Regions from separate parts of the Homo sapiens genome. Here region 1 is linked to region 2. A link is a loop called in an ENCODE intact Hi-C map of the cell type or tissue named here. Cell type or tissue: dorsolateral prefrontal cortex. All regions are shown on one strand. Links, peaks and the distances in the headings refer to the core of each region. The heading gives the core; the rest is flanking DNA. Region 1 holds the start of LOC105372640 (a long non-coding RNA gene). Region 2 has its middle 180 kb from the start of LINC00494.

Evidence for each region. Hi-C counts contacts between places; a loop is a spot of excess contacts. Peaks named below come from ENCODE experiments on the same cell type or tissue, not always from the same donor. Only the 100,000 strongest peaks of a DNase experiment are listed, where the experiment ranks them.
Region 1: a loop joins it to region 2, with 3 times the contacts of the local background. A loop is called at or near these places in 4 of 110 quality-filtered maps.

The regions. Positions count from the first base shown.
Region 1 is chr20:48,108,853-48,121,577 of GRCh38, forward strand. It overlaps LOC105372640 (a long non-coding RNA gene), which reads left to right and starts at 11,424. Exons shown (of 2, transcript XR_936803.2): 1 at 11,424-11,570; 2 at 12,017-12,725. In dorsolateral prefrontal cortex, for the core only: no CTCF peak of the experiment used is centred there; no DNase peak of the experiment used is centred there.
Region 2 is chr20:48,173,260-48,185,984 of GRCh38, forward strand. No RefSeq gene overlaps it. Among named protein-coding and RNA genes, the nearest start is that of LINC00494, 180 kb to the right of the region's middle. RefSeq lists enhancers at 1,776-2,276, 2,277-2,777. In dorsolateral prefrontal cortex, for the core only: no CTCF peak of the experiment used is centred there; a DNase peak (open chromatin) is centred at 7,592.

The sequences.
Region 1 (12,725 bases), core at 2,806-10,805, 64 kb before region 2:
TTGGACCACCTCCTGACACTATATTGTTCATTTACTGCCTTGTACGTCCTCCATCTGCTCTGTGAGGGAGGGACCCTCTTGACCTTATTTGTTGGGTGCCTAGCACTGTACCTGGCATACGGCATGTGTTCAATAAATGTCAGTTGGAAGGAAAGAAGGAAGACAGGGAGGGAGAGAAGAAGGGAGGAAGAGAAGGAGGGAGGGAGGGAGGAAGGGAGGCACTCTGATATGGCGACTTTCTTCAGAAATGCTGATATCCAGTGAGTAGGACTAGAATTCACCACTGTCATCTCCAGTCTGCAGTTTCAAAGGAAGCCACATGGGGCTGGGTAAGAGGGGAGGGCCACAGCTGGATCAATCATTGTATAGATGTGGATACTGTGATCGGTATCTTTATCTGGGCATTTTTTTCTATTAAAATTTTTTTAAAGTAGTGTATTTATTCTAGGAAATTCAGGTGTAGTTTTCTGTCCTTTCTCTATGCATGCATTAGATAAATCTACCTATCCACAGGTTTTTATCACTGAATCACAGTGCAGTTTTAAAATTTTCACATCAATGCACACATTTCTGCAGCATCATGTTTACGGGCTGCACAGCCCCTCCATTGTGTGGTTGTGTCGTATTTTTTCACTGGTCCCATCATTTCATCATGGTGATTAAGAGAAGATCATAAATGCCTGAGTTCAAGCCCTGGCCCTTCCGCTTACTCACTGTGGAACCTTGAGCAAGTCATTTAATTTCTTTGTGTCACAGTTATACCACCTCTAAAAACGTGATAGCAATAGTATCTACCTCAGGGTTTTTTTTTTTTTTTTTTTTGAGAATGGGAAGACTTAAAATATGCAAAGAGTTTAGAAAAGGGCCGGCTCATGATCCCCTAAGCTCTGGCCCCAGATGCTCCTTTCTTCCCTCTCTGTCTTCCTTCTGTAGGTGCTGGTCTATGCCTGAGACCCCAGTGACCACTGCTGCCTCTCTGACTCCCAAAAAGTCACTTCCAGTTGTTCTCCCTTATCTGAGTTTCAGATCCATGTATTCAACTGCATATTTTGTTTTTCCCTCTGGTTGCCTCTACTTTATTAACTCTTCCTTTCACCCATCTACCCATCCACCCACCCATCCACCACCCACCATCCACCCACCCCTTCACCCTTCTACTCACTCACCCACCCATCCACTCATTCATGCACCTGCCTATCGCCCCATCTGCCCGTCCATCTGCCCATTCATCCATTCACCAGATTACCACCATGCTCTACAGCCTCTCATTGGAAGAAGTTGTACGCCAACATTCCTTGAATAGATTACAAGAGCCCAAATGATCAGCTCCCAATACTTCCTGACTTCATCTCTTGCTACTCTTCTCCCTCACTTGCTTAGTTTCAGCCACACCAGCTTCCTTGAGGATCCTCAACCACTGTCAGGCACACAACTGCCACAGGGGCTTTGTTCTTGCCTTTTCCTTGTTTCCTTGCCTGGAATATTTTGCCTAAATTATCCACATAATCACCTGCTCTCTTCCTATAATGCTTTGCTCAAATGTCAAGTTCTCATAGAAGCTTTCCTGACACCCTTCCCCACTTTTTTAGAAGCAGGGTCTGTCTCTGTTGTCTAGGCTGCAATGCAGTGGCATCATCACAGCTCACTGCAGCCTTGACCTCCTGGGCTCAGGAGATCCTCCCACCTCAGCCTCCAGAGTAGAGGTGTGCACCATCATGCCCAGCTAATGTTCCTATGTTTTGTGGAGATGAGGTCTCATTATATTGCCCAGGGTGGTGTTGAACTCCTGGCCTCAAGCAATCATCCCTCTTTGGCCACCTGATTAGCCGGTACTAGAGGTGTGCTACCATGTCTGGCTAATTTTACAAAAATATTTGTAGAGATGGGGTCTTACTATGTTGCCCAGGCTGATCTCAATCTCCTTGGCTCAAAAAATCCTCCTTCCTTTGCCTCCCAAAATGCCAGGAGTACAGGTTTGAGCCACCATGCCCAGCCTGACCTCTCTTTTTAAAATTGCAAAGTACTCCCCGCAAACTATATCTCCATCTCTTCCCTTATTGTTCTTCATAAACCCAAACACAATCTGACATGTTGTGTATGTTACTTATCTATCCTGTTCCTACTCTGTCTGCCCTGCTAGAAGGCAAGCCTCATAAGGGCCAGGAGTTTTGCTCTTTTTAAAAACTACTGTATTTCTGGCACCGGGAACAATATCTGTCATATAGTAGCCACTCAATGAAAGAAAGAATGAATGAATTCAGGCAAGAAATGGTACCTTAGAGTAAGTTTATGAAATTGAAAAATGAATAAATTTCAGAGATATCGAAAGAAAAGTTTCCCATTATTGTTTCTTATATCCAATAAACTTTTTCTTTGTGCCTTCCATATTTATGTTTACAAATCCCCCAATATTATGTAAAATTCATTTATTTCCTTCCAGGACTTACATGTTTTCTACACTTAATTTACCAACATATCCGGAGTGTATTTTGATGTACAAATGAGATACGGATCAGATTTAATATTTTTATCTAGATCATTAAGCACCTTCAAAATGATCTGAATACCATTTATTGAATAATCCATCTTCCTCCAAATAATGGAAATGCAACCTTTATCACATTGCAAAGTTTTATATCTGCAGGTCTTTTTCTGAATTTTCTATTGAGTTTTCTTGCTTTGTTTCCAATCAGCCTGACACTTCAGTTATTACAATTCCGTGTGTGAGAATACCTGGTATAGCTAAATCCATAATTTCTTTTCTTTTCTAAAAAGGATTTTTTTATGACTTAAGTTTTCAAATTCACTATAGACCATTTCCCTCATGATAATTTACTGGAATTTCACATTTTATAGATTGAGAGGAAGGAAATAGGTATCAAGTCAATATTAACTCCCATGCTATGCATGTTATTATTTGATTTTTTGTTTTTATGGTTTTATTCATATGGATCCCAAAGACTTGCTATAATAATATCAAAATGTTGTATGTTGCAGTTTAAAATTGGATTTGTTTCTGTTTGTGGTTTAACTACCATTCTTTTTGCTTTTGTTTTTTTTGAGACAGGTTCTGGCTCTGTTGCCCAGGCTGGAGCGCAGTGGCACAATCTCTGTTCACTGCAACCTCTGCTTCCTGTGTTCAGGCAGGCTTTCTGTCTCAGCTTCCCGAGTATCTGGGACTACAGGCACGTGCCACCATGTCCGGATAATTTTTGTGTTTTTTGTAGAGATGGGGTTTCACCATATAGCCCAGGCTGGTCTTGAACTCCAGGACTCAAGCGATCTGCCTGCCTCTGACTCCTAAATTGCTGGGATTACAGGCATGAGCCATGGCGCCCGGCCACATGCTAATTGTGTAGCCCATTGGAATTCTGGCCACAATTACAAGCTCCAAAACTTCTTGTAGATTCTCTTGGGTTTTCCTAGTAGGTCATCTGCTAATACTCTGTTCAAATTCCTGCACCTCTCACTCTCTGCCTGAGCATCTGGGTACTGACCATGTGCTGCCCTGTGACACTTTTCCCATCACTATCCTGAATGTCACTTGGTGCCACTCTTTCTGTTCAGCAAGTTACATGTTTGTGTCTTGGATCTACATCTTGATTTTAAGGTTCTGTACATCCGGCCCAGAGCTGCCCACACTGCAGCCACCTAATCAATAAGTGTTGATTTATCTGATTAAAGAGCAAGACTAGAGGTAAGAAATCCATGAGCTGAGTTCTTCCTCTCATGTACTGAGAGCGTTCTGAGTCCGGATGTGTCACAGGCGATTTTTCAAATAGTAGGCAAAATTTGGAATCTGGCTAAGGGTTCAGTCCTTAGGAACAGCAAGCCTTGTGTAATACTCATGGTGCTCCAGGTATTGGTCTATGGACTTTATGTATATTAACTCATTTAATCCTCAGAGCAATCTGATGGAATCGGTGCCATTATTGTACCCGTTTTTCATGTGAAGCTTTTAAACACAGAGAAGTTAAATCACTTGTCCTAGGTGACACAGGTACAAAAAGACAGCCAGGATTCCAACCGAGGCAGTGTGTCTCCAGAATTCGTGTTCCTAACCATCACACCTACTGTCTCTTGGAGGGATACATGTACAGGTTTTCATGTTGGTCTCATCAGTACAACCTGTTAGGCAACCTCCTGACTTTGACCTTTTGGGTGCCAGGCAGTTTTCAGTCCAACCCAACATACCTCTTCAGTCTATTCTAGTCCCCGTTTTATTCTCTCTCTCCACAAACAGCCTAGCCTGCCTGACCTGGAAACAAAGACTTTCTCCTATTTTTCAGGGCCCCATTTCTAAGGCACCAGCTGGAGCTATTGTGTAATTAGAGCAGAAGTTTACCCTACCCCCACAGAGCTTGGGTCGTTCTGTAAAATCATTATTAAATGACTGCCTTTATAGGGCCCTGGGCAGAAGTAAGAATTACAGGGCTCTTGATAATAGGGAACGGGATGCCAAGCAGCATGGCCTGGCTGCATGTGCAGCACTTGGTTTCACCACCAGCTGATCAACAGGTTGCCAGTGACCTTCCTGGTGATGTGATTGATCACAGAGGTGGTGGGTCTTGTGGGGAATGCCAGCTGAGATTCCCAGCTGGACTGGTTTGTCTAATGGTTCTGATTTCCTGTTGTAGAAAACAGGAGCTAATCAAAGGCTTGGCTGTTGATGCTTCCAGTTAAGCAGCTTGAAGCACCGGGGAGCATCCCATGTCTCACTCCACCTGCATCAGGGTCTGTCAACCTGGTGATAATCCATGTATATCCAGGTCTTCACCCTAATGCAGATAAACACTGATCTGTGGGCAGCATCCACTTTATCAACCTGGCTCAGTCAATCCTGAAGACCCTCTTCTATTCTAGAACAATGGAGCAGGACAGGATATTGGAGATCAAGTTCTTTAATCCATATTTTTACTGACAAGCAAAAGGTTGGACCAAATAGGCAGGGATGAAGGTAGATGGAGGGGTATAGAGCCAAACTGGCTTTCTGCAATAGGAAATTGGAATATGTAATGCCCAGAGCTGCCCTCCCCAGTCTTTTCCTAAAAACATTGGTATTTTCCTTTTTTTTTTTTTTTTTCCTGAGATGGCGTTTCGCTCTTGTTGCCCAGGCTGCTTCAACAAAAGGTTCAAGAGGTGGAGGGCTAGTCCCAAGACCACACAGGAAGCCCATCTGAGAAGATCTGATCCTCTCTTCCTGGGGGATCTTCTCCAAGATAAAGGCTTTAAACATCTCTATGCGCACAGCTCCCACATTTGTATCTCTGGCCTGAAATTCCCCTGGATTCAGAACTCATGCACTCAGCTGTCCAGACATATCAAGACTTAATCTGTTCAAAATGAAACTCTTTATTCCTGTGCTACAATCTGAATGATTATGCACTCCCCTCCCCCAAATTTATATGTTGCAATTTGAACTCCCAAGGTGACGGTATAGAAGGTGGGCCTTTGGGAGGTGAATAGGACTTAGGGGTAGAGCCTCGTGAATAGGACTAATGCCCTTATAAAAGAAACCTCAAGGGAGTTCATTCACCCCCTTCTACCAGGCGAGGATACAGGGATAAGGTGCTAACTGAACCAGGAAGCAGGCCCCCGTCATCCACTGAATCTGATGACACTTTGATCTTGGACTTCCCAGCCTCCAGGATTGTGAGGAAGAAATTTCTGTTGTTGACAAGCTTCCCAGCCTATGGAATTTTGTTATAGAAGCCTGATCAGACTGAGACATCCTCTGTCTAAACCTACTTCTTCTGCAGCCTTTCCCATCTCGGCCCAAGCAAGTCCATTCTTCCAGGTGCTCAGGACCAAACCCTGGGCACCATCTTTCTCTTCTTCCTTTCTCTTATATGCCACATCCAGTCCACCTGGAAATTGTGTAGGCTTTATCTTCAGAATATATCCTGAGTCCAGTCACTTCTCACCACCTCCACTGCTCCCACTTTGGTCCAAGCTACTATTAGCTCTCATCCAGTTTTTGCAACAACCCCCTCACTGGTCTCTCACCTCCTGTCCTCCACCTGCCACCCCCATCCTGACCTCTTCGCCTTGTCAGAACATTCTGTGTGATACATTGATACACAGAGCAGACTCATGATTCATCTGCTTATAATGTTCCGCTGATTTCACATCTCATTCTGAAGGAAAGGTGATGGGGGAGAGGAAGAGAGCAATGGGCAAGAGTTCAGAGAACTGGCTCCCATGCCACCCTCATCCCTGACTCTGGAAAAGTGGGCATCTATCTCCATGACCCAGTTTCCTCTTCATATGGTTTGACTCTGTGTCCCCATCCAAATCTTATCTTGCGTTGTAATCACCACATGTCAAGGGAGGGCCCTGGTGGGAGGTGATTGGATCATGGGGGCCATTTCCCCATGCTGTTTTCGTGATAGTGAGTGAGTGCTTACGAGATCTGATGGTTTAAAAGTGTGGCACCTCCCCTCTTGCTCTGTCTCTCCTGTGGCCATGTAGAGTGTGCCATGGCCTTCTGCCATGATTGTAAGTTTCCTGAGGCCTCTCAAGCCATGTGGAATTGTGAGTCAATTAAACCTCTTTTGTTTATAAATTACCCAGTCTCAGGTAGTATCTTTACAGCAGTGTGAAAACAGAGTAACACACCTCTCATCTAAGATCCCCTCTTGTTTTAAGTTGTTAGATGTGTATATTTTAAGAGGTGGAGGAGTCAGCAGTCTGTGTATCCCCAAAACTCTCCTGCACCCCTCTCTGACTCTGCTTGGACCTGTCCTTCCTGATCCACTCTCCAGGGCTCCTGGCCCCTTTGCCCTCATCCCCTCCTCCTCCGGCTTCACAAAGATCCATCATTCCTTGCAGGCCTCTGCTGATTCACAAGCTCCCAGAGACTGTGGCAACAGCTGCCTTTGAAATATTGAAAATGAAAAAAAAAAAAAAAGCTTTTCAAAAAGTAAACAAATGCACAGGAGAGTGGGAAGGAGTTCTCCAGCGGGAAGTGGTTGGTGACTATATTGATACAAGGGAGGTGAATTTATTTTCTTTTTTCTATTTTTTTTGAGACGGAGTCTCGGTCTGTCACCCAGGCTGGAGTGCAGTGGTGCCATCTCGGCTCACTGCAACCTCCACCTCCTGGGTTCACGCCATTCGCCTGCCTCAGCATCCTGAGTAGCTGAGACTACAGGTGCCCGCCACCACGCCCGACTAATCAGCTAATTTTTAAATATTTTTAGTAGAGACAGGGTTTCACCGTGTTAGCCAGGGTGGTCTCAATCTCCTGACCTCGTGATCTGCCAGCCTCAGCCTCCCAAAGTGCTGGGATTATAGGCGTGAGCCAGTGCGCCTGGCCTGTGAATTTATTTATTTATTTATTTATTTATTTATTTTTATTTTTTTCGAGACGGAGTCTCGCTCTGTCACCCAGGCTGGAGTACAGTGGCATGATCTCAGCTCACTGCAACCTCCACCTCCCAGGTTCACGCCATTCTCCTGCTTCAGCCTCCTGAGTATCTGGGACCACAGGCGCCTGCCACCACACCCAGCTAATTTTTCGTATTTTTAGTAGAGATGGGGTTTCACCGTGTCAGCCAGGATGGTCTCGATCTCCTGACCTCATGATCTGCCTGCCTCAGCCTCCCAAAGTGCTGGGATTACAGGCGTGAGCCATCGCACCCGGCCATGAATTTATTTTCTAACCAGGCTATGCAAGTGCAAAAACCAAGCCAGGCAATGAGTTCACAACATCCTAAAAGTAATATCTGACTATGTGGAAAAGGATTAAAGTCTACATTTACTCAGGATTCTCCAAAACAGATCTGAGGCAGATCTCCAAACCATTACCTCTGGATCCCTCCCACCTGCTATCTACTTAAGTTCTAGCCTCTCTCTCAAGCCCCAGACTTTATTTGCTGTCCATTTAAACCTGGAAGATTCAAACAAAATTACCTTTTCTTTCCCATCCCCGATACAGCGTCTCCCCAGACTTTCCTATTTCCATGCAGACCCCACTATCCTGTGAGTTGTCCAGGTTCAAAGACATTCCTGTCATCTGTGGCTCCCTGGGGGTTGATTAGGATGTTTTGGGCAACTGGGAACAGCACCTCCTACCATCAGCAGTCAGAAAATACCAATGCTGGCTGGGCGAGGTGGCTCACGCCTGTAATCCCAGCACTTTGGGAGGCCAAGGAGGGCGGATCATCTGAGGTCAGGAGTTAGAGACCAGCCTGACCAACATGGTGAAACCCTGTCTCTACTAAAAATACAAAAAAAAAAAAATAGCTGGGCGTGGTGGTGTGCGCCTGTAGTCCCAGCTACTCAGGAGGCTGAGGCATGAGAGTCGCTTGAACCTGGGAGGCGGAGGTTGCAGTGAGCCAAGATTGCACCACCGTACTCCAGCCTGGGCAACAGAGTGAGACTCTGTCTCAAAAAAAAAAAAAAGAGCTTTACTTACTCTAAATAATATTTTGTGTCCATATCTACACATAGATAACAACAAATCACTATCATTTTTGGTATGGGCATGTGTAGATATAAGTATTAAATCAATTTCCTACCTTTTATCCAGTTATGGTTATATCCCCTATCAGTGATGTAACTTCAGCCAAGATAGAAATTTATCTCACAAAAAGCAAGACTGGGATGGGTGCAATGGCTCACACCTGTAATCCCAGCACTTTGGGAGGCTGAAGCGAGTGGATCACTTGAGGTCATGATTTCGAAACTGGCCTGGTCAACATGGTGAAACCCCGTCTCTACTAAAAATAAAAAAAATTAGCTGAACATGGTGGCACACACTTGTAATCCCAGCTATTCGGGAGGCTGAGGCATGAGAATCACTTGAACCTGGGAGGCGGAGGTTGCAATGAGCTGAGATCACGCCATTGCACTCCACCCTGGGCAACAGAGCAAGACTCTGTCTCAAAAAACAAAAAAGTAAAAACAAAACTGGAAGTTGTCAGTCTAGGGTGGCGTTAGGGACTTTCATTTCCTTCCAGAGGACATTCTGCTATCCGCAGGGTAGAAGCCTAATCCTCAAGGTTCAAGGTGACAAGAATAGCTCCAACCATCATATGCTTATTCCAGGAAGCAGGTCAAAGGATGAACAACTAAGAAATGACACTAAAGATATATGTCAGCCCATCTGCATTGCCTAAAGGAATAACTGAGGCTGAGTAATTTATAGAAGAGAGGTTTAATTGGCTCACAGTTCTGCAGGCTGTACAAGCATGACACCACCATCAACTCCTGAGGAGGCCTCGGGAAGCTTCCAATCATGGCAGAAGGTGAAAGGAAGCAGGTACATCACATGGCGAGAGAAAGAGCAAGAGAGGGAGGAGGACATGCCAGGCCCTTTAAACAACCAGATCTCCCATAAACTCAGAGCAAGAACTCTGTCATTGCCACTGGGACAGCACCAACCCATTGTGAGAGGGATCTGCCCACATCACCAAAACACCTCCCACCAGGCCCCACCTCCAGCATCAGGGATCACATTTCAACATGAGATTTGGAGGGGACCAACATCCAAACCATATCAAGACAGAAGTTACAGAAAGGGGTTTCCAAAAATGCCACCCAATACTTTTATTACCTCCCATTGGCCAGAACCTGGTCACATGGCCACAACTCATGGCAAGGAAGCCTGGGAAAATGTAGCCTGTGCCCACTCACTAGGAGAGGGGAGCACTGGTGCCAGGGTGCAGGAACACCAGTGGGCATTCATACTTCCTACTTCGTCTTATAAAAATCCTTAGAGATTCATCTTTGTGTATTTTTCTGACTATTTCCTAGGGATAAATGCCTATAAATGAATTTGGGACCAAAAGTTATGCACTTTCATTGGCCAATTGCCAATTGCCCTCTAGAAAGCTTGTACTAATTAACTCACACAAGAGGTGGGGTTCTATTTCATGAAATGTTTCTCCACCCCATATTTCCTTTTAATCCACACCCTTTGGTCTTTATTAGGCTTACACATCTCTTCAGAATCCCTGCTTCCTACATTATAATCTTGGGATTTAATACATGTTTTTCATTCAGGTTATTATCAATATCAGATTTATCTGACTATGCATGAACACAGCCACAGATTCAGGGAAAAAGATGTATCTTTCAGCGCTGAAGAGAATAAAAATTAATAATCCTCAGAGACTTTCAAACTGAAGTGGGCAGGGAAGGGTGGAAAGAACCGATCTCATTCTATGAAGAGCATGCAGGGATTTTCACAGAGCATGTAGTGCTGAGTACAGCACACCAGGCACCCGGGGACACCCAGAGAGCAGCCTTTCCTCAACACAAGAGGAGTGAGCACCGCACAGAGCTGCAGAAAGGGAATCCCAGATGGGGTAACAGCAGATACAAAGACCCCACGGCAGGCCCTGGCCTGGCCTGCTGGAGGAGCAGAACGGAAGCCAGTGGGTCTGGAGTAAAGGGGACCAACTTGTCCCGGTTTGCCCAGAACTTTCCTGGTTTTAACACTAGAAATCCCATGTCCCAGGAAACTTCTGAGTCTCAGCCAAGCTGGGATGATTTGCCTAGAACTTCCCCTATTATAAAACTGAGAGGTCTGTGCCCCATCATCCGCCTCAGTCCTAAGCAAGCTGAGGCAGTGGGTCGCCCTAGACTGGAGCAACGTGCATGATGGTGGGAAGAGCCAGTGACTCTCTTTCATGTCCTCTCTGCCCTCGATCTCAGGAGTCACCCAGGTGGGCACTGGCATCCAGGATGAAAACTTCCCAGCACCCCAGCAGTGGCCACGTGACCAGGCAGTGGCCAATGCACATGAGGCCAGTGCACAGCAACTGCCATTAGAGGAAGGAAGATTTGTGTCCTCTTGTTCTCTTCTCCCCTCCCTGCTGGCTGGTAGTAGATAGGATGGACACTGTGGGGGAAGCTACACCCTAAAGAAGTCAAAGCAGCAAGATGGAAGTACCCTAAGACCCTGAAAAATGCACAGAGAAGAATCACCCGACTGGCTTGAACTTTCATGTGAAAGGAATGAACCTCTGTCTTAGTAAAGCCACCGTGATTCAGGGTCCTTGTGATATTCACTGAGGCTGTAACATAATTGTTGAAAGAACAGGAGCGGGAGGGGAGATGGAGTCGGAGAGGCAGGCAGAGGTCAGATCACATGGGGCCTGTAGGCCAAGGCGGAGGAAGAAACAGGTGACATAGGACTCAAGGACCCCACCTGCTCCCAGGCGAAGGGAGTTTGCTGTGGGTGCCCCTCCCTGTCTGTGTGTCCAGTGTATTCATATTCTTCATACCTTGCCCATATTGGACAAATACTTTTTTCTATTCAATATTTAGAAGACATTGCATTAAATAGCAAGATGGCAGGTGAACATCAGGAAGGAACATTAGGAACATCCACGGCGTTCCATCCAGGAACCTTCACCGTGGAAACTCTTGTGCTCATGGGCGTGGTCTCAAGACACAGTCAGCTGTTGGGGATCAGAGGCGACACTCATTGTAGCAGAGAGGCAGGACCAACTGGGAGAGGGTCCTTCTGTGACAACTATTGCATCACCGGGCTGTGTGAAGTGACTCAGCTGCCAGAACTCACACAATATCATTCTACACCAAACCTCACGGGAAAAATGGTAAGTTTAAAGTTTTTTCATTAATAGCAACTCTCAGATTAATCTCTGTCCTCCATCGCTTCTCCATGAAACAACTTTTTATAGCTTTGGTTGGGTCTATTTTTCCATTTATTTTTTATTTTACTAACTGATTTAAAGATATATATTTTGTGTGTGTGATTTTGTCTCTGTCAGCCAGGATAATCATGTTTTAATTCCTATTATTATTATTACCAACATCCTTTAGTTTTTTTAGCTTTTCAATTCCTAAGGGTATTAATCAGGATCTTTCTGTCTCGTGAGATGGAAAACAAATCCAAACTGTGTAAGAGGAAAAAGAATGCACTGATCACTAGCATTGAGAAGTTCCCAAGCTTAGCTTGCTTGGGGTACAGCTACGTCTACCATTTCCAGGGTCATCCTGTAACTCTCTCTCTCTACTTCCCCAACTTTGGCTCCATGTTTAGCTCCACGACCCTCAGACTTAAACAGCAGCACTGGCTCCTCCCCAGATCTCCAGCTCCCTGACCCTCAAACTCCAACTCCAACACCAGCTCTGCCCCAGGTCTCCAGCTCCACAATCCTCAAACTACAACAGCAGCACCAGCTCCCCTGGGGATCTCCAGCTCAATGACTCTCAGACTTGGGAGGCAGCTCCAGCTCCCACCAAGCCTCCAGCTCCACAACCTTCAAACTAGAACAGCAGCACCAGCTACTCCCTGGGTCTCCAGCTCCCTCAAAATTCAACTATAGCACTGGCTGTTCCCCAGCGCCACCAGCTCCACAACCCTCAACTTACACGGTGGTAGCACCAGCTCCTCCCTAGGTCTCCAGCTACACGACCGTCAAACTTGAACTGCAACACCAGCTCCTCTTCGGCCTCCAGCTCCACAATCCTCCAACAACAACAGCAACACCGGCTCCTCCCTGAATCTCCAGCTCAACAACCCTCAGACTTGAGAGGCAGCACCGGCACCTCCCCAAGGCTCCAGCTCCATGACCCTCAGATTTGAACAGCGGTAGCACCAGCTCCTGTCCAGGTCTCCAGCTTCATGATCCTTAAACTAGAACAGCAGCACCACCACCTCCCTAGGTTTCCAGCTCCACGACCCTAAGACATGAATGGCAGGACCGGGTTCCCCGCTAGGGCTCCAGCTCCAAGACCCACAGATATAA
Region 2 (12,725 bases), core at 2,856-10,855:
TGGAGCCAAAAGAAGATCGGAGCCTGGATCCCTGAGTCACTGCATGGAAGGCAGCTGCTCAACAACCATGTGAGCTGGAAAACAACTTCTATTATGTTAGCCATGGAGACTTAGCAGCGTAACTGTCAGTTCCAGTTTGCCTGTAATTGTCCTGGTTTTAGCACTGAAAGTCCTGCTTCCTGGGGAACCCCTCAGTCTTAGGCAAACCTAAATCTAATCACCCTAGATTTGGAGGTCATTTGGTATAGCAATTGAGCTGCCCTGACTGGTGTGTGACTTATAAGATCACACACCAATCTTATAAGATGGGTATTACTATTATCCTCATTGTGTAGATGAATAAACTGAGGCTGGGAAGAAGTTATTTCTCAAGGTCATCTTCCAGAAGGCTACTTAGCTAGTAGGGGAGCCAGGAATTAACGAGGAAGTCTGTCCCTGAGTTTGCACTTCAAACCATAAGGTTGCACTTTCTTTTCGGGGTCCTAGTGAAAAATGAGAAAGGAAAAATCTGGTGGAAATGCATCTCAAAGGCAACCTGAAAACTCCTACTTCAGAATCCACCTATCACATCTGTGTCTATTCATGGTTCCCTGATTATCCAAGGCAGACAGAAGCATGTCCCTCTCTGGGGAATTCTCAAAACATCCTCTCCCTATAATATCTGCAAGCTGTATCTTAAATCAATTTTTCCACAGTGGAGGGTGGATTCCACAAAGATGGAGATGTTGTTGTTTCAGATTTATATTCCCTGGAATCCAACACTACCTCCAGCCTACAGTAGATGTTTAAGAAATGTTTATTGTGAGACCCAAACATTTACCAAGAGCTGAAGGACAGTGCAAAGGAGAGTAACAGAGAGATGCACAAACCAGAACAAAGTAGAAGAGATGCGTGGAGAGGCAGAGACAGACGTGGCAGAGAGCCATGGTCATCACAACCCCTCCGAGTCCTTATCCATAAAGTGAGGATCATGATCTGGCTCTCTGCGGTCTAACAGACCAGCCTGCGAGTTCTTCTCTGTCGAGTCTGCAGTGGTCAGAGACAGCTCTGAGCCAAGGGCTGGTGTTCTTGGTGGGAGAGTGATGAGAGACATCTCGAACGAGACCTGGTGAGCTCAGCGTTCTAATTTGGATTCTTCAGGAAACATCTGATTACTTGGCACAGGGAGAGGCACTGCCCAGCCCAAACCGATGATTTTCCTTTTGAACAAAGGGATAAGTCACTGTGATCCCCTGTTAACTGCCTGGCAGGATTCCTTGGGTGTACCAGGGAGTTCTCCATGCAACTTGGGTATCACCGGGAACTCCCTACCTTCCTGGTTGGAATATGTCCCTTTATTTCCCCAGGAAAGGATCCCAGAAAAGGAGAGACCCGAAAACCTGAGCTGACTGGACACAAGGAGGAGAAGGGACGGGCTTCATCATCAGACACACAGGACCCTTTCATTTCTGGAGATGCGATTCGATGTGTCAGGCTGTAGTATGGGATAGGGGTCTGGCTTAGCCCTGTCTTCCATTTCTCCCAGCCCACTGACTAGTTCATGGGTGAGCACTGGACCCAGGCTGATCCAATCTGTGCAAATCCTGAGACTTTTGTAGATTCTTGCTGGCAATGCTGATCTGGTAGGATTTCACCCTTGAGGTGTTGGATACATCTTTATCAGCACAAAGGCAGAGCCTGCCAGACAGTGAAGCCAATATAGAGGGAAGCCAAGAGCTGGAGGGCTTCCTGAACACATTAAGCCCCTGGATCTACCTATACCTGAAGCTGGAATTTCTTGAACTTTTTTGTTACTTGAGCCAATAAGTCCCCATTTGTAGTTTAAGTCAGTTTGAGTTGGAATTCTGTTATTTCTCGCATAATGAACTGGACTGTATATTTTTTCTGTTAGTCAACACTACCAAGAAGCCAGCATAACTGGGGAAAAAATAGTCTCTTCTAAGGCGGGTTACTGGGAGAATTATATCAGACAGCAGAATTCAGAAATGCACCTGAGAGACCTGCTTAGTCAAAGTCCAGCTTCTAGGAAGGCCCATTATTTAAACTGTCTTGAACTCTCTCTGTGCTGGTCACTGGTTAATGGTGCATTTGTCTTCAGGCCCACTGCCTGCCCTTCTGCTGGGCTCTGTCCCAGGGAGCCCGGCCCCAGCTTCCCCAGACTCCCTTGTCTTTGGGCCAGGTTTGGCCAGTCCAAGCCACTGCTGGGGCCATGGAGCATGGAAGAAGGGAGAAGCCAGGGTTTTTCTCACCCTCTTTTTCTGCCAGGGGGCAAGGCTATGCCTTTTCTGTGGCTCTGGCACCCTCTGTGGTCTCTTAGGCCAACCTTAGCCTTGCTGGCTCGCTCCACACCAGTCTTCAGCCTGGCCCGCCAGCCGGCCGCTACGGGGTGATGAATTACTTTCTTCCCTGGGAAAATGAATGTTAAAGTTACCTGTTCGTCCTTTGCTGCTAGCTTCAGTGTGGTTAGGAGAAAATAGTTAACCCATTTAAGAGTAAATATTTTGAGGTTGAACTTACCAGAGACAGAGCCAAGCAGGTTTCCACCCCATGAAAGCAAACATGGTTCAGTAGCATCCCCACAGACCTGCCATTTCGCTGCTAAATGGGAAAGTGTCTGCTAATGATATTGGCATTCTGGTGACTGGAAGAAGTCCTATTCAGGACAACACCAGGACAAAGTTCCCAGTATTTTGGTTCATATGCATGTAATAGATCAGCCCAGGACAAAGTTTCTAGTATTTTTGTTCATATGCACCTTATAGATAGCCCAGGACAAGATTTCTAGTATTTTGGTTCATATGCATGTTATAGGTCAGTTACATTGATCTATGTACTAGCTGGGGTACAAGAACATGTGTAAAATATGTTGATTTCTTATGCCTGTGTAAGGTTAATGGCCTAAGCCAGAATTACTCAAGGGCTTTTCAGGGAATCCGTGTCCTCATGTGCCCTGCTCGCCGTGCTTAGATTCCAAAAAGATACAGTGCAAGGAAAGGTGAGGTGAGCTGCACAATTTTTGTTCCGGAACAATCCTCTGGTCATGAATCCCAATACTTTTTACTGCCCTGATAAATTAGATGGGCATTTACTGCCTTCTCTTTGCAGTGTGGGAACACAGGCCTAAGAAGAAAACAAGAAAGGAGGGAGGAGGGATGAAGAGGTAAGCGGTAAATGTCAAAGTCGGCCTGGCCCAAGCCCTGAGACACGAGAGCAGCTTGTGAGCAGTTCCAGGTTTCAGGAGGAATCTGTCATTCATTTCCAGGCACGCCATGTACTTGAAATGTCATTGTCTCTCACCTGTCTGGGGGAGCTGAGCAAGACTGAGGCTCATGTAGGCTCCTTCCTCCCCGCATTCCCTGTCAGCCACTGTCTACCTCTGTCCCCAGCGGAGGAAGGTGATTGGTGGACATATTGATGTGTATGGAGGGGGATGCATCCTGATTCCACGAGGGAAGAATATGGGAACTCTACGTTTGAGATCATCCCAGACCTCACCCTTTGTGCCTCTTCATTTGCCTGGTCCTGATTTGTAACCTTTATAAGATCGTAACCATCCATATAGCACTTCCCTGAGTTCTGCGCATTGTTCTAGTAAATTAGGAAAACTGAGTGGCTCGTAGGAATCCCTTATTTGTAGCCAGTTGGTCAAAAGTGTGGGTGGCTGGACCCACAAGTGAGGGGTGCAGCACCCACTTGTCCCTCTCACCCTGCATCAGCCAAGTGGGATGAGAAACAGCCGGATGCCAATGGCCAAAGGGAGCTCTTGCATGGTCCACGTGCCGTTGAGGTTTGGCTCTGCCAGGGGAATGGACAGACCTGGGCTCAGTCCTGGCTGTGCCTGCTGCTAGCGTGTTCCTTTCTGTGGCAATAAGATTGAGAACAGACTTGTGCGATCTGCTGAGACTGGGACTCATTTCCAAGTCCTCACTTGAAGTGCCCTCAGAAAGAAGTGAGGAAGGCATGCTGCAATACTTCAACGCCATTCCCAGGCACGCCACCTGGGTTGGTGCAGACTCCACAAGTTCAGGACACGGTCCCCAACAAGACTGCCCTCCCTTCACACACCAGCTCCAAGTCCGGCCACCCACACTTTTGACCAACTGGCTACAAATCAAGGATTCCTACGAGCCACTCAGGTTTCATAATTTACTAGAACAATGCACAGAACTCAGGGAAGCGCTATATGGATGGTTACAATCTTATAAAGGTTACAAATCAGGACCAGGCAAATGAAGAGGCACAAAGGGTGAGGTCTGGGATGGTCTCAAACGTAGAGTTCCCATATTCTTGCCTCGTGGAATCAGGACTCATCCCCCTCCATACACATTGACGTGTTCACCAATCAGCAAGCTCCCCCTAGGAACCCAGAACAAAAGCCAGACACATTCCTTAATAGGAAAACAGGGTGTTGGACACAATCCTATTCCAGCCACACACCAACCCATCCTCCCCTCTGCTACCGCCCAGCGGTCTCCTCCCAGGTTAGAGACCAAAATGCATCAGCAGGAAAGCCGAGGTTAATAATTTGAGTGGACAGAAATTGTTTTGCCTATGCTTTATCCATTTCTCCTCCCTTTGAGGTCAGAATGTGTGTTTTTCTTGGGAAACCACCTGTCTCTCACTCTCACCTTACTCGGGTGTCCTGGACTGACCCTAGGTGTGAGTAGGTGACCCAGGCCTGGCCAATCAGAGCATCAGATTCACCAGCTGCCTAGGACCCCAGTCGGTTCATCAAAATGCAAGTCTTAAATTGTCACTGAGATTGTTAAACAGAGAGACATTCTTTTTATGCTGGATTTTATGTTGAGATTGTTAAACAAGAGAGATATTCTTTTTATGCTGGATTTTATGTTGTGATAATAGAAGCTGAGAAATGCTTGGAGACACCATATAGAGATAATTTGCCTACATAGGGAGCCACAAAATGCAAACAGAGATAAGTGATTAAAAAGCCAGAAAGGCCGAGTCCTGATGAAAAGATTTAAGCCCTTGGATCTAGCCAGGCCTGAAATCCATCAGATCCCCTCTGGACATTTCAATCATGGATCCAAAGAATTTGTGGGAGTTTTTTTTTGTTTTGTTTTGTTTTCATTTTCTTTAAAGTCCAGCAATTTTACTTGAACTTGGTGTTGGTCATGATGGGTCACTATTCACAGGATGCAGCCTGCTCTTTTAACAAATAATTTCCAAGGTTTTGTTTTTGGAAGTTTTTTTGAATTATTATTTTCGGTATTTGTATTGCTCCCTTGCTGCATTGTCTTTTTTTTCCTTGAGAGATTCCTTTTATCTGTAAGTTAGTTCTTGTCTCTATCAACACAATTTTTTACCCTCTCTCCTAATTTTTGCTTCATCTGACCCTTCCGTCCACTATTATCTTCTCTGCCTCCTAAAATCTTTAAGACAATTATTTTATCAACAATCCCCCCTTCTCCCTAACATCTCCAGATGACTCTCCCAGTCCCTCCACGGACCAGCCTTGCCTGTAATCTGACTCTCTTTGAGGACAAGCAGCCCCTCTCCAAGGAAGCTCTCTTTGTTTCCCTCACAATTCAGGCGCTCCAAGTCTAGAGGCAGGGTCAGCCCCCTCTCTGTTTTTCATGACAATCAATATATCACTTTCCTTCTTCCTATTTCAAAAGCACATCTTGCTTGAAGCTCTTGCCATGTGTCTTTAACTCCCGTCCAACATTCTCCGCCCCTCATCTGGAAACATCCCACTCAGTCCCCTTTATTCAGTAAAGACTGAAGCTCTTGGCTCACTCTTTTTTTTTTTTCAATCTCATCTAAGGCCCTAACATCCACTCAGGTTCCAATCCTGGCTCCATCCTTTATTAGATCCATTACTGTGGGCCAGGTGCTGAATTTGCTTGTGCCTCAGTTTCCTCACTGGCAAAATAGGACTAAGTGGTCCTTACATAGTTGTTGTAATGATTGAATTAAAGTGCAGAAATGCTCAGAACAGTGCGTGGCACTAAATGTAGTCTGTTATTATTATTATCATCATTTAAATTTTTATCTGGCTTGGCTGGAGGAGCACAAGTAGGCCCTTAGCTGAAGCTGAAATGTGAAGACTTTTTAAAGAACTCTGTGATTTGATTTTGGTGTCCCAGAAGGTAGCATCCTAGAGGTATTAATTTATAAACCATTCACAGGAAATAAAGAATAAAATGTAACTCCTTGCAAGAGGGCTTGTTTATATATTTTATAAGTAGACTTTACCGCTTCCAACTACTGATCAAACCAGCTCGCCATCAACTCATGATAAAAAGTCCTCATTGGTAACAATAGGGGAGGAAACAGGAGCATTTCCTACATCCACCTTGGTGATTACCAATGTGTGAGACCTTTGCAGACCCATGGATGTACCAATATCCTCCAAGGGTGTGTTGGCATGGCCACCTCCTCCCAAGACCTCCCCATACCACACATCCCCCACCACCGGCATCTCATGCCCACACCATCTGATATGGTTTGGCTGTTTCCCCACCCAAATCTCATCTTGAATTGTAGTTCCCATAAGTCCCATGTGTCATGGGAGGGACCCAGTGGGAGATAATTAAATCATGGGGCAGGTCTTTCCCGCGTTGTTCTCATGATAGTGAATAAGTCTCATGAGATTTGATGGTTTTATAAAGAAGAGTTCCCCTACACAAGCTGTCTTGCCTGCCACCATGTAAGAAGTGACTTCGCTCCTCATTTGCCTTCCTGCATGATTGTGAGGCCTCCCCAGCCATGTGGAACTGTGGGTCCATTAAACCTCTTTCCTTTATAAATTATGCAGTATTGGGTGTATCTTTATTAGCAGCATGAGAACAGACTAATACACACCCTCTCATCCTCCCTGAACTTTCCACCGGCATATTCTATCTCTGGATTTCACATCATCACACAAGGCATTTTCTGAAAACTCCTGTCACCCCCTCCTAAAGTGATTTGTCACCAGCAAATAGAGTGATGGGAGGAGCCTCTTTATTAACCAAGAGATGATTCATAGGGCTGCACACAAAGCCTGTGAAAAGCAATGTTTATTTTCTTGAAATGACATAAAACTATCATTAATCATCCTACCCAACCCATCCTGAGCGACCTCCTCGCTTGTTTTAACTTCTACAAATTAATGTAAATCACTAGATTCAGGGTGCATATTTGGAGTGGAGGGTCAGAAGAGCCGGCCAGAAGACCTTTGCTTCTGTTTCTATAAAACATCATACACTAAGAAAAAAACACATTTCCATTTCTTTCTTTCCTATAATTGGTCAGGGGTCTTCCAAACTCGAGTCTGTTCTTTGTGAACCAACATAGCAGAATTTAATTTTGTACCCCTTCTCCCCTCATAGCTAAACCTTGAACTTACCGACTGGAGTGAACAATGAGGCCACCATATGGAGGACAGCATCCTGGTCTAGAAAAACAATCTCCATAATGCACCAGCCCATCCAAAAACAGACTGAAATTATATGTTGAAGCACAGTGGAAATTTCCTCCTGCATGTTTTATGTAAACAAGTTCATTTGTTCATTCAATGAATCCACAGTTCTTCAAAGGCTCTGTTTATATTAAAAGAAAGAAGCAGAAAAATTTGGATTGGCGGGCAGCCAGCTCTACACCTACAGAGTTGTCAAGCTGTTAGAGCAACATTCGGGAGCTCCGATGTTTATGTTGAGATGGGCTTTTAAGCCAAAAGTAAAATATTTTTTTTTGGATGAAACAGCCAGATATGTGAGCAATGGACTCACATCATCAGAGACAAAAAGACCAGTGTTTTGCAAAAGGGCAGAAGCTGAGCTGGTGATGGGCCTCAGACCTTGCGCAGGGCCCGAGGACTCTGTCTTCTCATGTCTATGGAGCAGCATCTCAGGGGTTTCTACATTAGACAGCTTTAAAGTAACAAAGAAGAGCGAGTGTCTGAGGTTAAGACCTTGACACACGATGGTCTCTAGGCTGCTGACTTGAATCCTCAGGAAAAAATCTACCCACCAAAGGCCTAAAAGTTGGGTTCTTTCCAAGTGTGATATTTTATATTTACTATTTAGAAGACCATGCAGTAATCAAATAGCAGCTTCAAGAGAGGCTCTATGAGAAAGAGTGTCTTGTATCCATCAGGATTCTGTGGTTGCAAGTGACAGAAAATCCTACCCCAGTTGGTTTAATCCAACCAAGTGTTTCATTGAATCACAGACTTGAAGCAGGATGGGGATTTTTGCTTTGGGTGTGGCTGGATCCAGGAACTCAAAGGATGTCACCATGTGGCTCTTTTTCTCTATTTTTAAACTGTGCATTCCCCTGAGTTGGCTATATTTTAGGGTAGATGTTCACTCGTATGAAGGTGGCCAGCGGCTGCTCCAGCTCAGCATCGTAACTTCTCAGCAACTGCAGTGGAAAGAGAGCACTGCTCCTGCAGTTACTGAGGCCGATACCTGAGAATTGGCCTTTAGTAACTTTAACTGGGTCACATGTGCATATCTTAACCAATCACTGTGGTCATGGGATAGAGACTTCTGATTGGTCAGACCCAGGTCACATCATAGCCCTGGACTCAACAAAACTACCTGCACAGGGAGTGGAGGAGGGGTGGCTCGCCCAGGAAAATAGGGTTCATTACAAGAAAAAAGGGAAGCGTATTTGAAGCAAGGAAAATTTGGTCTGAAAAACATTTAAAATTGTAAAAAAAAAAAAAAAAAAAAAAAAAGAAAAAAAAAACAGAAGGAAATTGGGTATGTTTACTTTGAGAATGAGAATAATCATGATTATGACGAATCCTGGAATCTTAAAGTTAGCAGCATCTTCCCAGATTGAGACCAATAGTTTCCAGACACATTTTTTTTTTAGAGCCACAGACCTCTTTTGTCAAATAAAATCTAAAGTCTGTGGGAACGTCCATGATGAAAACGGATCGACACTAAGCTATTTAGTTAAAAGAGGAAAAGGGTAAAAGGAGGAAAAAGGCCCAATGTCCCACCCTCTTAGTTCTCCCAATTCTTCCAACATCAGCTCTTCCTTGGAAATTGAGGGAAGACAATAAAAAAAAACTGCTGGGGCTTCAAAGATGACTTTAGGGAGTTAGACCCTGACCAAGAATAACATTGACTCATACCAAGAAAAACTTCTTCCCAGATCAATTCTCTTTCAACCTCATCAAGGAGAAAGTCAAAGGTTAATGCTAATACATTTTAATAAATTTCATAGCCCTTGCTAATACTCATTTGAAAAATCAGAGGTCAGGTTATCAGGATCACAGTGCTCTGTGGGTATTCGGCTAGAATTTACTATCAATATTTTCTTCTTACTGCTTTTGTTCTTACTATTTCCTTCTATTTAGGGAAATGATTCTGGTTTTCCATTTTATGATGATGACATTTACATGTGTGTATTTTCTTATTTTTTCTTTTCAGTGAAATTTTTTTTTGTATTGTGGCAAAATATACGTATCACAAAATTTATCATTTTCACTATTTTAGGTGGAAAGATCAGTGGCATTAGATGCTTTCACACTGTTGTGCAACTATTACCACATCCACCTCCAGAATTTGTTTATCTTCTGAATGGAAACTGTATACCCTCTGCAACTCCTCACTCCCTCCCTGCCCCTAGCCCCTGGAAAGTATATATTTCTTTTAAATCCATGTATATAAGTAAAACACACAGATGTAGGCAAATAAAAATGTTTCATAGATTACAGTACAGATGGTGCAAAGGGAAATGGATAAAATTGTGAGAGATGTTTGGAAAACACTAGAGGAGCTTAGCCCTCCTAAAGATAAAACCCTGTCTACAGTATCCCTGCAAACTCACAGCCATGGTTCGAACCTTGGGAATAACAGAGTTTCCTCCTTTGCAAGATGGCCTGTTTCATTTTGCACATGGTTCTAGAAAGTTCTTCCTTCCATCGAGCTTTGGCCTGAGGACTGGCACTGCACCAACGGGTGGTGATCTTTTTCCTTTCCCACTCTAATGACTTGGATATTCGGGTTTCGTGGCCGTGTTAAAGGTCTCCCTTCTTAGCTAAGTATCCCATGTTTGCTTGCAGATTAACACCAATGGTGCCGTGACATCGAGGGACCTTTTCAGCCTGCCCAACCCTGACATTCCCATCTCTGGCCACACCTGCCTGGTCTTCTCTTGGGAACTGCCTTAACTCTGCTGTCATTCATGTTGATTAGCAAGGCTGACTCTACCCCATGACCCAGAGCTGACCAATCAGAGCAGTCCATTGCCCAAGCCACAGTGATTGGCTCAAAGGTGAGCATGCAATCATGCATGGTCATTAAATCCATGAAGGTGCTCTACCCCCAGCCTCACCAACCACCTAGCCGTAGGGGCTGCCATAGATGGCTCCTTACCCTCCCTTTAATCAGTGGCTTTGGGCCTTTTAAATTCTGAAAACATGGCTGTGTCCAAAGATAAGGGACACATGGTTTTTACCCATAATTTCTTTAGTCATGATTTCTAACAGCCCCTGCCACCAAGCCTGAGCCCCATTCTAAACGAGTTAACCCATTCTAATGAGCCAATACTTGTCACCTTAGAAGGAAGATGACAAATGTTAGCTCATTTAATCTTCAGAACCCTGTGAGGTACCTCCTAGGACTATTTTTATTTTCAGGTGAGGAAACTGAGTCACAAAGGGCTGTAATAACCCGCTGAGGGTTCCACCTTGGCAGGAATTTGAACCTGGGCAGCCCAGCCCTGAATCAGTCCTCACACCACCCATGATGCGGCCCTGAGAGCTGCTCTCAATGCCACTAGCAGAGCGATGTCACGAAGTGCCACTGTGGCTTTTACTGTACAGGATTTTCTCTCTTTCAAAGTTGACTCCATGCCAGTACTGGTTGCTCTGCAAGGTCTCTCAAATAGAGTGCCTTTGATCCTGAACCTTTTCTTGGAAGCCTCTGAAGGGCTTCACTAGTCTAGGGGCCACTGCAGATGACCATCTTTCTAGCATCTCAGCTGTCTGCTCTCATATTTCATTATCTGGTCCACAAGGCTGGTAACAAACACTCAAGATAAATTCTGTCCTCCCTCTCTGGAAAATAGAAAATACATTAAAAATCTCAGCCTGTGAAACTGAAAATTCCAGCCAAGGGGCCCATGAGGCCCCAGACTGGGAAGGCCCAGTTCCCAGGAGACAGCAGAGTCCTGCTCCGAGATAACATCACCCTTCTGCCCACACATGCAGAGGCTGTAATTATACCCCTTAACCTGGGGCTTTACTTTACTTAATGAGTAATTTGCCAAAACCATGCTACTGTTTGAGGCATGAACCTGGTGTGTGAAGGGTTCATGTGCTTCTATCCCACCTGTCATCTTCCTCTCCAACATCTGGGATCCTGGGAGAAAATGTCTGTCAACCACACAGCTGCCTCCTCACCCTCCTGCCCCCAGGTACTCTCCTGGTTTCCCCAGCATCAGAGTTAGCTAATGAAAGAGGCCTTCAAAACATTTCTCAAAAAGCATGGGCATTGTGGAAAGGGGAGAGAGAAGCTGGGTTTAGCAGTGAGCATTAGTAGGGGCCATGGTTGGTCAGAGGACATTCCACACCAAGGTGCCATCATGCAGGAGAGTTTGAGGACAGCCAGAAAGTCCTGTCTCTTCCTAAAGAGGAGACTACATTCATTGGGCCCACTCTCCTCAAGGAGGTTGCAGGAGTGAGATGGTTTATTAGGGCCAAAAATGGACCTCAGTGAGTTGCTGAATAGAAGGCCTTTGAATTGGCCAAAGCATCGTTGTTTGAGGAATAGATAAGCGTTCGTGCTCCTTTCCTTAAAGATCTTGGAAGAGACAAAACCCAGGGTCTAGCAGAAACTGCTTGCTGCCCACCCCCTATCTAGTCTTCTCTTCTTCTTTGGAAACAGAACCCCCAGTTTAACTGGATACAGGGCTCCCTAGAAGGAAGATGACTTTGCCCACCCTCCCTTTACTAGGTGAGGTCATGTGATAAAGTAAAGATCAATGTCATATCATAAGAAGTCTCTGGTGAGGCTTCAGGGTAGAGAACAGGTTCAGGAGGAATATACACCTTTTGTGCTCTGATTCCATTCCTCATTCTAGCTACCTGGAATGTGGATGTTATAGTGGTGCTCGCAGCCATCCTGGATTATGAAGTGGCCATGAGGACTAGGAAGTGAACCCGCATGGATACCGAAATCCACAAACGCTCAAGTCCCTTATACAAAATGAAGTAGTATTTGCATATAAGCTATGAATATCCATAGAGTAGCAGAAATAGGAAAGTTCTGTGGACCCTATTGACTTCATGGAACTTCCGTATCAGTCATGGACTGTTTATCTCTCAAACTTCCTTTAAGTAGAGTATAGGAGTGCATCCCTGTGTCGAAGGCTCTCTTGTATTGAACTTTCTGTTCTATGAGATTGGATCTACCCTTACTGATATAGGGGACTCATGAGGCTTCTCAGGGAGGGGCAGAGCTCTGAGGATCAAGCCAACACTCCACAGCTTGCACTTCAGGTCTCTCGTGGTCAGGGACCAACACTTCCACTGAACGCCATGCCCTCCTGCCCCAGGACCTACCAGGCTCTCCACCCAGCCTCTTCCTTTGCACCCTTCCTGTGCTTGTCATGCTTTCCCCACTTTCTGACCTTTGCCTTTGCAGAAAGTCTTGCTGGGGCCAACCTCACTACCTTCTCTCCACAAATCTCACCATGCCTCATGGTTCAACTTTTGACTTTTACCTCTGTAGTCTTTCCCAGATATTCTGGAAGATGCC